Linked DNA regions of Homo sapiens: regions 2 and 3 are each linked to region 1. The links are chromatin contacts, found by Hi-C or POLR2A ChIA-PET in ENCODE. All regions are on one chromosome and are shown on one strand. The core of a region is the stretch at or near the end of the contact, and the rest is flanking DNA. Distances in the headings are between cores, read along the strand shown.

The links. Hi-C counts contacts between places; a loop is a spot of excess contacts on that map. ChIA-PET counts read pairs that join two places held with the same protein, here RNA polymerase II (POLR2A). Pooled maps may share reads with other maps.
Region 2: a loop to region 1 is called in a pooled map, with 5 times the contacts of the local background. The contact joins the enhancer-like site here to the promoter of STAT2 in region 1. A Hi-C loop is called at or near these places in 2 of 50 pooled maps. POLR2A ChIA-PET finds 5 or more read pairs at or near these places in 3 of 52 experiments (HEK293, WTC11 and activated CD4-positive, alpha-beta T cell).
Region 3: a loop to region 1 is called in a pooled map, with 3 times the contacts of the local background. The contact joins the promoter of ZBTB39 here to the promoter of STAT2 in region 1. A Hi-C loop is called at or near these places in 1 of 50 pooled maps. POLR2A ChIA-PET finds 5 or more read pairs at or near these places in 2 of 52 experiments (CD8-positive, alpha-beta memory T cell and HepG2).

The regions. Positions count from the first base shown.
Region 1 is chr12:56,358,433-56,362,287 of GRCh38, reverse strand. It overlaps STAT2 (signal transducer and activator of transcription 2), which reads left to right and starts at 2,181. Exons shown (of 24, transcript NM_005419.4): 1 at 2,181-2,230. APOF (apolipoprotein F) reads left to right here. Exons shown (of 2, transcript NM_001638.4): 2 at 99-1,720. The coding sequence ends at 1,063. RefSeq lists enhancers at 1,699-1,788, 1,859-2,038, 3,114-3,283, 3,115-3,314.
Region 2 is chr12:57,278,345-57,282,199 of GRCh38, reverse strand. It overlaps R3HDM2 (R3H domain containing 2), which reads left to right. Exons shown (of 24, transcript NM_001394031.1): 14 at 1,670-1,842. Among named protein-coding and RNA genes, the nearest start is that of STAC3, 29 kb to the right of the region's middle. RefSeq lists an enhancer at 1,221-2,420. Within about 2 kb of position 1,864, at least 19 of the 41 ENCODE cell types and tissues checked have a DNase peak (open chromatin) inside an H3K27ac peak, as active enhancers do.
Region 3 is chr12:57,004,892-57,008,746 of GRCh38, reverse strand. ZBTB39 (zinc finger and BTB domain containing 39) reads left to right here and starts at 2,201. Exons shown (of 2, transcript NM_014830.3): 1 at 2,201-2,342; 2 at 3,786-3,855. The coding sequence starts at 3,830. RefSeq lists silencers at 2,003-2,362, 2,383-2,532.

The DNA of each region.
Region 1 (3,855 bases), core at 932-3,431:
AAGCAGGTGATGTATGAGGTGTCCCCCTAACTGAGTCTTGGGCTCACCATCGCCCTTAGGGAAATGGTTTGTATGTTTCGGATTTCTCCCCTTTCTAGGGTACTCTGCTCCAGACATGCGTGGCCTCAGACTCATCATGATACCAGTTGAGCTGCTACTTTGCTACCTCCTGCTGCACCCTGTGGATGCCACTTCATATGGAAAGCAGACAAATGTCTTGATGCACTTTCCCTTGTCCTTGGAATCCCAGACACCCTCCTCAGACCCCTTGTCCTGCCAATTTCTGCACCCAAAGTCACTGCCTGGTTTCAGCCACATGGCCCCTCTACCCAAGTTCTTGGTAAGCCTGGCTCTAAGGAATGCCCTGGAGGAAGCTGGTTGTCAGGCTGATGTTTGGGCTCTACAGCTACAGCTCTACCGCCAGGGTGGTGTGAATGCTACACAGGTCCTCATCCAGCATCTTCGAGGGCTCCAGAAAGGCAGAAGCACAGAGAGGAACGTGTCAGTGGAAGCCCTGGCCTCTGCTCTGCAGCTGTTAGCCAGGGAGCAGCAAAGCACAGGAAGGGTCGGGCGCTCCCTCCCGACAGAGGACTGTGAGAATGAGAAGGAGCAAGCTGTGCACAATGTAGTCCAGCTGCTGCCAGGAGTGGGAACCTTCTACAACCTGGGCACAGCTTTGTATTATGCTACTCAAAACTGCCTGGGCAAGGCCAGGGAACGAGGCCGAGATGGGGCCATAGATCTGGGATATGACCTTCTGATGACCATGGCTGGGATGTCAGGGGGGCCTATGGGTCTAGCGATCAGTGCTGCACTTAAACCTGCATTAAGGTCTGGGGTTCAGCAGTTGATCCAGTATTACCAAGATCAGAAAGACGCAAACATCTCTCAGCCGGAGACCACCAAGGAGGGTTTGAGGGCCATCTCAGATGTGAGTGACTTGGAAGAAACAACTACTCTGGCTTCTTTCATATCAGAAGTAGTAAGTTCAGCTCCCTACTGGGGGTGGGCCATAATCAAGAGCTATGACTTAGATCCTGGGGCTGGGAGTCTTGAGATATAAAAGAATGTGGTAACCACAGAATTAATAACTGTACTACCCTGACAAGCTATATACATGTCTTCAAAATTTTAATCTGATTTATCCAGGAGGAAGGCTGTACAGTAAAACGTAAGAACGTAAATGTTTGGGTGTTGAAGTCACAGGGTTTGGTTTCGAATCTAGGCTCCACTTGTTAGAGCCTCGGTGATCACTGAATAGTAACTTCTTTCTTGAACTAAGATCAGTTTTGAAGTTTCTAAAGGAGATAGAATGATTTTAACCTCAATGAGTTGCCCTGTAAATTTAAAATGATACAATGAATCTAAAATGCTTATCACAGTACTTTCAATAAATAGCTATTAGCCAGGTGCGGTGGCTCACGCCTGTAATCCCAGCACTGTGAGAGGCTGAGGCGGGATGATCACCTGAGGTCAGGAGTTCAAGATCAGCCTGGGCAACATGGCGAAACCCCGTCTCTACAATAAATACAAAAAATTATCCTGGCGGAGTTATGCACGCTTGTAGTCCCAACTACCTGGGAGGCTGAGGCGGGAGAATCACCTGAGCCTGGGAGGTCGAGGCTGCAGCGAGCCGAGATCGCGCCGCTGCATTCCAGCCTGGGTGACAGAGCGAGACCATGTCTCAAAAAATAAAAATAAAAAAAAATTGTTTTCATTACCTCAGCCCTCCTCTTCCTATCCCAAGGCGTCGAAATTCCGGTCCCACCCCTTCCCATGGAGCCCTTGGCGTCTCCAGGCTCCTCAAGCTAGTTTCGGTTCCGGGGCTCACGCGCGGGTTCTCGAAAATCAGCTGTTTCAGTCTTGGGCTAGTCCACTAATTGGACTCCTCCCCTCGTAGAAAGTGCCTACTTGAACTTCTCCACCAATCGCTGAAGCTGCAGGTGTGGTTTCGGCTCAGCTTGTCCCGCCCTGCGGAGGGGCGGAGTTGCGGCGGCGCCAGTGAGCTCGCAGTCTGGGAAGGGCTTGACTGAATGGCAGCCAGTGTCGGGGTGGCGGCTGGGAATGGGGGCCGCTCCGGACTTCCGCTGCCAACTACAAGGGGGCGGGTCCGAGGGGGGTTAGCCGAAGTTGTAGGCGGGGCGCGAGGTTCTAGTACCCGAGCTCATACTAGGGACGGGAAGTCGCGACCAGAGCCATTGGAGGGCGCGGGGACTGCAACCCTAATCAGGTACGGGCCCTGAGAGGGTGTGCTGGGGTAGGGGTGGGGGTGAGAGTGAGAGTTCCTCCGAGGGAAGGGCGACTGGCCCCAGGGGTTACCCCCTGGAGAGGGTAGCTTCGGTCCCCAGATTGAAATAGGAGCTGTCGCCTGCTCGGTCCTCGATCTTCTTCTGTCCAGCCTATCTCCCTAACCCTAATGCCCCTCTCCCAAAACTGCCCTGCAGCTTCCGAGACCCGGAATCTGGCATTGTTATGTTGGTTCGGTATCTGACGTTTTTCCCTCTGCTCTGCATTATTTTTTATCTTCACCAAAAAACGATGTTCAAAGATAGATAAATCTAAAAACAAAGATAGATAAATCTATTATCCTTGTTTTGTTAAAAAGTATAAGCTACTGAAAGATGAAACGATTGCCTAAGGTCACACACAAAATTCAGTTCATTTCAGAAAAGCTTCTTGAGTGCAAAATATGTGCCTAAGAATGAGAGATAATGAGAAAAAATTGTTTCAGCCCTTAACCTCAGTGTTTGCAATCCATTTGGGGAGACCAGGTTTTTTGTTTTGTTTTCATATTTGAATCTTTGCTGACTTGCTCCTTTAATATCAGACACTTAAATCCTCAAGAATTGGGACCTCATCATTAATTTTTTTTTGGAGATGGAATCTCACTATGTTGCTCAAGCTTGGTCTCAAACTCCTGGGCTCAAGCCATCCTCTCGTCTTGTGGGCCTCACAAAGTGCTGGGATTACAGGCATGAGCCATCATGCCTGGCCACCTGATCATTTTTTTAACTTTTTTTTGGTATCATAAAAGCAATACAGATACATAGTTTTAAAAATCAAGCACTACTAAAAGAGTTAAAATGAAAATAGCCCCTGCCCAATCCCTCCCTTCCCTTGTTCCTGCTGGAGGTAGAAAGGCAGCTGATGTTATTCATGTTAGTAGAAGACTCTCCCACCCCAAGCATTTCTCTTTATTTTGTAATAAAATCATGTGACCTTTTTAGACCACAAATATGCATGAATTCTGTTCTGTTAGGCTCAGGCTGCAACAAGCATAAGTTTCAGTTTCCTAAATAGACACCAGCTGGCAGTGAGCAGGGAACAGTGGGGAGAAAGATGCATGGGACAGCCTGCTTGGTGACAGGCAAAAACCAATTTGTTGTTCTTTTGAGACAGAGTCTTGCTTTGTCACCCAGGCTGGAGTGTAGTGATGTGATCTCTGCTTACTGCAACCCCTGCCTCCTGGGTACAAGCCATTCTCCTGCCTCAGCCTCTTGAGTAGCTGGGATTACAGGCAACAATTTTAAGTGAAGTTTCAGGATCTCACAAAGTTGATAACCTATAATCATATTCAAGATTCACAGGTCATAAACGTGTCATATTCTTGGGATTGAGCCACCCATTGCACAGCATTTAGATGTCTTCTAGAATGGAGCTCCTCCTTCCTATATGGAGGGCAGTTTATATGGTGTACTTACCTGACCACCAAAAAGATTTGGCTCCTAAAAAAGCTTCAGGTGGCCGGGCATGGTGGTTCACCCCTGTAATCCCAGCACTTTGGGAGGCCAAGGTGGGCAGATCACCTGAGGTCAGAAGTTCCAGACCAGCCTGGACAATATGGTGAAACCCCAT
Region 2 (3,855 bases), core at 615-3,114, 920 kb before region 1:
AGCTGTGATCACAGGCACCCGCCACCACGGCCGGCTAATTTTTTGTATTTTTAGTAGAGATGGGGTTTCACCACGTTGGCCAGGCTGGTCTCAAACTCCTGATGTCAGGTGATCCACCCACCTAAGCCTCCCAAAGTGCTGGGATTACAGGCATGAGCCACCACACCCAACCAACCATTTCTTGAATATGGCATTAGCTTTGTTTCCTCTTGGTCTTATAAGCATCTGTCATTCTTCAACCCCAGCTTTCCTGCTGACCCCTCTTTAAATCCTTTCCTGACCCTCCCAGGAGTTTTTGCTTCCTCATCTTTGCTTTCATGCAACTTTGTCGATATCACTGATGTATTCCTTATCCTTATCAGATTATAATTGTCATGTGGATGTCTATCTCCCATCAGAAGTTCCTGTGCTGTTGGCTGGGCATGGTGGCTCACACCTGTAATTCTAGCACTCTGGGAGGCAGAGGCAGGCAGATCACTTGAGGCCAGGAGTTCGAAACCAGCCTGGCCAACAAGGCAAAACCCCATCTCTACCAAAGACATCAAAATTAGTTGGGCGTGGTGGTGGGTGCCTGTAATCCCAGCTACTTGGGAGGCTGAGGCAGAAGAATCGCTTGAACCTGGGAGGTGGAGGTTGCAGTGAGCCAAGATCGTGCCACTGCATTCCAGCCTGGGCGACAGAGTGAGACCCTGTCTCAAAAAAAGAAAAAAGTTCCTGTGCTGTTAAGGGCAAGGACTGTGTTTCACTCATCTTTATGTCTTTAGTTCATTATACAGTGCTTGGCACATAGTAAAGTATGTTGTGTTGAATGAGTTCATGCCTTGGAGAGCCTAGAAATGGGGAAATGAGTTGGATAAAGGTTATGTGTATGCTTGAAGTTTTCTCAGCAACATTTTTTTTTTTTTTTTTTTTGAGACCGAGTCTCGCTCTTGTCGCCCAGGCTGGAGTGTCATGGCGCGATCTCAGCTCACTGCAACCTCTGCCTCCTGGGTTCAAGCGATTCTCCTGTCTCAGCCTCCCAGGTAGCTGGGATTACAGGCGCCCACCCTCAAGCTCGGATAATTTTTATATTTTCAGTAGAGACGGAGTTTCACTATGTTGGTTGGCCAGGCTGGTCTCAAACTCCTGACCTCAGGTGATCCACCCGCCTCAGCCTCGCAAAGTGCTGGGATTACAGGCATGAGCCACTGCGCCCGGCCCTCAGCAACTTTTATAAGAGATGTTGCAAATTGAGAAGAAAGCAAAGAGAAGACAGATCTCTCTCTCTCTAGCAAAAGGACGGATCTCTTAAGAGACCAAAAATCTGTGCCTTCCCAGGAAGTAAGCATTTATATTTTCAGCTATCTAAGTTTGATGGACAGATTCCAGACACTTCAGGGGAGGTGCTTCAGCAGCCTCACATTTTGTTCAATTTCATAACCAAACTTGACAGTCAAGGTGGTTCCTGTCCCTAGGGAGCAGAAGCCTGCAAAGAGGAGGACTGGCATCAGCAAGGCAGCTGAAATGCATCTGTGCTCATCTGTGAATCTTCAAAAGACAGTGGGGGAGGGGACAAAAGGGAATAAAGAGGAAAGGCAAAGAAAAAGTAGAGCCCTCTGACTAAGCTTCCAGGGATAATGTGTTCGTGGCTTATGCTTACAACTTTTTGTGGGTTTCTTCTTTGCCTTAGGTATGGCACTAGGTGCCCCAGAAGTGTGCAACCAGGTCACCTCATCCCAGTCTGTCCGGGGGCTTCTCCCTTGTACTGCCCAGCAGCAACAGCAGCAGCAGCAGCAGCAACTTCCTGCTCTCCCACCCACGCCTCAGCAACAGCCACCCTTGAATAATCACATGATCTCACAGGTGAGTCACCACTCAGTGTCAGAGTCCTCTCCACTCTGATTCAAGCAAACTTTAGATGTACCGTCATGTCTCTTGTGCTGTGGGTGGCAGGAAGGATCAGTTTTTGGAGACATGCCACTCTCTCCCCCATTTCTCATTTGTTAGTTGTAGGGAAAGAAGAACCTTGAGCAAAGGTTTTGCCAAATAACTACTGAGTCAGCTTGGGGGTTTTTTGCTTTATATTTCTTCCTCTGCTTCCTGAACATTGTCAGTAGAATCTTTTATTTCATACCACATTTCTACTGTACCCCATCTCCCTCTATGTCCATGTGTAATTAACAAGGCATTTTTTTCCATTACATCTATATATTGGAACTTGAAAAGATTATAACTTCCACCATCATCTGACCAACTATGTGGACCCATAAACACCTATTTATGTGTTGGGGTTTGCGGAAAAAAGAAATAACACTCAAGACCCCTTCCATACATATGCCACGAAACACAAAGACTCCAAATGTGTCTTTGTTTTCCATGACTCAAAAGGGCTGTATCCTTCTCCTTCTGTTGCTGGACTGGTAAATGTTGGTACCAACTAGAGTTTAAGTGAAGTTTTGCATCTGTGGAGACCAGGAAGGTCATTAGCCTAAGAATCAGTCCTGTTCTAAACCAGAACTTCAGTATTCTGTTTTATTTCTTTCTTTTAATTTTTAAAAAATGTATTGTTATTATTATTATTTTGAGATAGGGTCTTGCTTATGTTGCCTAGGCTGGTCTCAAACTTGTGGGCTCAAGTGATCCTCCCTCCTTGGCCTCCTAAAGTGCTGAGATTACAGGCATGAGCCACCATGCCTGGCCATTGTCATTAAGGTGACTATGTTTAAAAGTCACCTTAAGGCCAGGCATGGTTGCTCAAGCCTGTAATCCCAGCACTTTGGGAGGCTGAGGCGGGTGAATCACCTGAGGTCAGGAGTTCAAGACCAGCCTGCCCAACATGGTGAAACCCGGTCCCTACTAAAAATACAAAAATTAGCCACGTATGGTGGCGGGTGCCTGTAATCCCAGCTACTAGGGAGGCTGAGGCAGGAGAATCGCTTGAACCCATGAGGCGGAGGTTGCGGCGAGCCGAGATCGCGCCACTGCTCTCTAGCCTGGGCGACAGAGTAAGACCCTGTCTCAAAAAAAAAAAAAAAAAAAAAAGTCACCTTAATACTCCGAGCAGAGCTGTGCTGAGATCTTCACTTACTCCCTTCTCACACGAATAGAGCTCTTTTTGAGGAGAGCCCCATACTTTATCCTGAAGTATTCTCTGGTAGCTGGAAAGCCCATGTGTCTGCAGTCTTTTCTGCTGTAGTTTACATTCTCATGTTACCTCCCAGGCTCCCTCATCCCTCTGCTTATTAGTCCAGCTTGGCCTTAGATATATTTCTTCCCTAGGTGTAAGAAGCAAGTCCCAAACACTAATACCCCATGAACTAGAAACTAGAGTGCAAAGACCCCAGAATGGCCCAGTATTGCCCTATCTCAAATATTGTGAAATGAAGCTGAAACAAAGAACAGTGAAGATCTAGGAAATCCTACTTTGTGTCTAAATGTAATTTGCATGCAAGTCATTGCAGTCCTCTATCTTAGTCTAAGTCAGTTCTTTCTATAGTCCTAACTTTCTTGTTCTACCACCATCTACCCCAGTAAGTCTCGTTCACTTCAGTTTACCTTGCTCCCTACTGAAGCATAGTGTCCTTGTATGTGTACTTTTCTCTGTCTGTGTCTTAATTCAAACCTGTAAGTGGGTAAACTATGCTTCTCCTTCTGTCATCTGCTACCGTGTTTTTTATGTGTATGACTTGCTTTTCCAAGGTCCTAATATTTTCTAGGTTTTTTTTTCCCTAAAATGTGTATTTTAATAGTCTTGCTCCCTTTTCTCCCTCTTAGTCTCCCATCTGCCTGCATCTTCCACCTATAATCTCATACCTAGAAACAGACGAGACGGCAAGAGTGGGAGAGGAATAAAGAGATAAAAGAACCATTTGGGAC
Region 3 (3,855 bases), core at 952-3,451, 650 kb before region 1:
CATCAACACATAGATTTCCCAAGGCAGTGTAAGGACAGGGCCACAGAGCCAGAGGCCACTTCCTGCAGTCCTTTCATTCTAGTGAAAATTCTATCTTCCTACAGCCTGACTTGGGGCCACTTTGGAATGACAGCTGTATAGTGGGGGGCGGGGAAAGGAGGGAATACTCACCCTAGTATTACTTATGTCAGCTTTATAGCCAGAGGTCAAAGAATGCCCCCACCCCAGAGCCTAGACCCTTTTTCCAGTGAGTCATCTCTTTGACTTTTCAAAATTATCTATCTATAGGGCTTAAAACTGGGGACACTTTTGCAGAGTCTAGGGGCTTTCTCTGGGTCATGAAAGCTACAAGAGTTGGTTCTGCTCAGACTTGGTGGGAGTTAGGCTTATAGGCTGAGATGAGACAATTGCTTTGCAAGTAGGAACATTAAGTGCAGAAAGATTGCTCTCTAGTGGGACTGACAAAAATTGCAGTACTGGGGACTCCAGAAAAAAATGAAGACAAATGTTAAGTTAGATTCCTGTGTTTGTACTTGAAGAATGTGTGAAGGGATCCTGACCCTCCCTTTCCTGTTGTAAAACAGTTGATGCCTAAAGAGATCTGGTCCACAAGACCTTGACTAAATTCCTGGCCCTTTCTTCTCCATTTAACTTTGTATATGTTTGTTATTGTGACTATATGGTGATTTACTTTAAAAAGACTTCAGTATAAGTGGTATATACTTTCACCTGCGTCTTTTGGATGATTTGTTTTCATGTGAAGTTTATTGGGGTCAACCCTCCAGAGATGGCTGGGGCAGTTGGTTAGAAAGACTGTATAGGCCCAGGCCCTTGCAAGCCCAGCAGCCCTCTGTCTCCAGAGTCATGCTGGAGGTCTGGACCTGCTGGCTGTGTGATATTCCACTTTAGGGAGACTCAGTCACCTTGCACAACTGTGAGAGCTGGGCCTGCCACTGAAACATTGTGTCAACCTCTAAGTGACCCTTTCACTAGATGGTAAAGTGAGATGCCTCATCCCCAAACTATAAGAACAGTTCTATGGCTGTTTTTGTATCTCCTGGCTAACAAATGTTACATGTTTGGCAGCATTTGGTATAGTGCTTGCTTTCAGTATAGTCTGCCACCAGTTAATGAGGTTGTGGAAAGGAGGACACACAATCTCCCAAATTCATCAAGAGAATGGACAATTGCTGAATGGCCAAACTGGCTTAGATCTGTTGGCAACATTCAGTGTGTCCCTTCCTTTCCACTTATCCATCAAGGAATTACTGAATCCTACCATGCGCCTGTCCTGGGAGTTTGTCCTTGGCTGCAAGCTATTTTCAGGCAGTGACTGGGATGGGATGGGAGAGAGGATGAAACTGAAGGGTCTTGGAGCCTAAGAGCTTCCTCTGTACTGAGGGAGGGAGGGCGACATGACGAAGACTTCTAATGTCTTTGGTGGTGGTGGGTGGGGCAGGCAGTGTAGGTGGTTTTCGTTTGATGACAATTCTTGGGCAGAAGCATTTGAAAAGATGATTTGGGAGAAGGGTGGGGAGGAAGAGTGATCGAGTTCTACACAGAGTTGGGGAGGGCAGGCTTCAGGAAGCAGGCCTGGGGTGCCAAAGTACAGTGAGATCCGGTGACTTTCTTCATTTGGCCACCTAGATGGAAGGAGGGACAGCAGTGGATTATCAGAAGGGTCCAGTAGTAGCGGTCTAGCCCTCAAGTGCTCCTTCATTCATTCAAGCAGGCTTAATGTATTAAGCACTTATTGTGCCAGGAAGTGTGGTAAGGGTCAGTGTGGACCTGCGGCCGTGTGCAAAGCCACAGATCCCTGCCTTCAGGAAGCCCACAGCCTAGTGGAGGAGATATATAGTAATCAAACAATCTTACAACATTTTGTAAAATGCCCATAGTAGATGTTCTGAGGAGAAGCTTTTGGAACTGTGAGCGTAGAACAGGGGAGGTGAAGAGAGTTTGGATAGGGTTTTTCACTCTTCAGGCACCAAGTCCCGCGCACAGTGGATGGGCGCTTAGAAAAAGCCAGCCTGGGGACTTGGAAGCCCCTGCACCCCTCGCGCAGGTCCTGGACCCGGCCCCGCCGTGGGGGGGCGCTGCCTCCTCCCGGGCGGCGGGGGGCGCTGCGGCCGGGCGGCGGGGGGCGCTGCCTCCTCCGGGACGGCGGGGGGCGCTGCGGGCCGGGCGGCGGGGGCGGCCCGGGCCGTCGCGGCGAGCCGCGCGGCGGATGGAGAGTCTGGCCGCGGCCGGCGGCGCCGCCTCCTCGTCGGGCCGGGCACGGCGGGCCGGGGCCTTTGTGTGAAGCGGCGGCGGCGATGGTGCTCGGGGCGCCGCAGAGCCGGGTAAGCGCGGCCAGGCCGAGGGCTGCCCCTGGCCGAAGCCCGACCTTCGGCCCGGCATTTATCTCGCTCTTGCTGGGGTCCCTCTTGCCCGCTCCCTTCGGCCGGACCCATCCTCCCCGCCCGCGCGCCGACCCCGGCCGGCCCCGCCGCCCCTCGCTTGGCCCCTTATTCAGCCCCATGCCCCCAACAGGCTCACCCGGGTGAGCCCCGCGCTGTTTGTGGAGGGACTGAGGCGCTCGTTGCCTCCAGAGGGAGCGCCCCAGCCGATGCAGCGCCCTTCCCTCCCAGATGCGACTCCGGAGGGGAGACCGCGGCGCCCGGGGATTGTTGGGGTGTCCTTGGAAGTTCCCAGCTTCCCCCTCTCCCACCCTCTCCTCTGGCTGCCCAGTGCTCCGACCCGCCCATCGTTCAGGGGTGGCCACCAGGGCCCGGGAGATGCTTGGCCGGTACCCCACAATACTTAGACGCTTCCTGGGCCCCAGAAAAAGTTGGGAGTTGTTAGAATCTGGAGAGATGGAGAAAGGGGCTGTGTTGGGCAGAGTTGTGAGACTGAACAGGGATGCAAGTAGCTCTTCTTCCTTAGTCGTGCAGGAGTCAGAAAGGGCAGAAAGTGGTAGTGAACAAGCCTCTAGGAGTCTTACCTGTATAATTAGAAGTCTTTCTTGCGGCATCAAGTAAATCTGTTAGTGCAGGGACAACAAAATATAAACCCCGAAAAGGGTGGCGAAAAAGAATACAACATATTAAAGTAATATTAAATACTACCACAGTTGTGTTCTACTTTTCTTACTGTGCATTCTGAGTGTTTTAACTTCACAGAATACAGGGACTGTGATAAAGCAATATCTGGAGGGGCTCTGGGTTATCGAAAGGCCAGAGAGCGGGTATGTAGTATAGGCAGAGAGAGATGGGGATTCAAGAACGTGAGATTTATTTGGAGATTATTGAGAGGTTGAAGACACAGCAATGACAAAGCTAAAAAACGGAACCACCTTATATGTTCCTCAGTAGCTAGTGGAGCTTTGATAGTTGTGTTCAAGCATGTGCATGGTATTTGGCATCATGAGGGAAAAGAATATGCTCAATGAATTAGGAAAGCTTGTATTTGGGAGGAAATTAATAGGAGAAAAATTTGATCCAGTGGCTCTGGTAATGAAGTATAAGATTGTGTCCAAGGGAATGCCTCTGGTTCGTCTCTAGGCACCAGCTTAAAACCAAGCTATCAGATTGTCATCAGTCGTTTTGGTTTTTGTCATAACTCTTTGAGTATATACAGGGGGAGATGTCATTGCCTTGTCATAATGGAGGAACTCTCCATGCCAGTTTACTCCTGATCCCTACCTGGGGCTTGGAAGCATTCAGAGTGATGGTATTTTCTCCTGCATAGCCCCTCTTTTGCACGGATGTGTTTGGCCATCCATCTTTTTCTCTTGCTATCCACAGATTAACTGTGCTGATAAGGAGGTAATTTCATAGGAGCTGCTAAGATGGGCATGAGGATCAAACTGCAAAG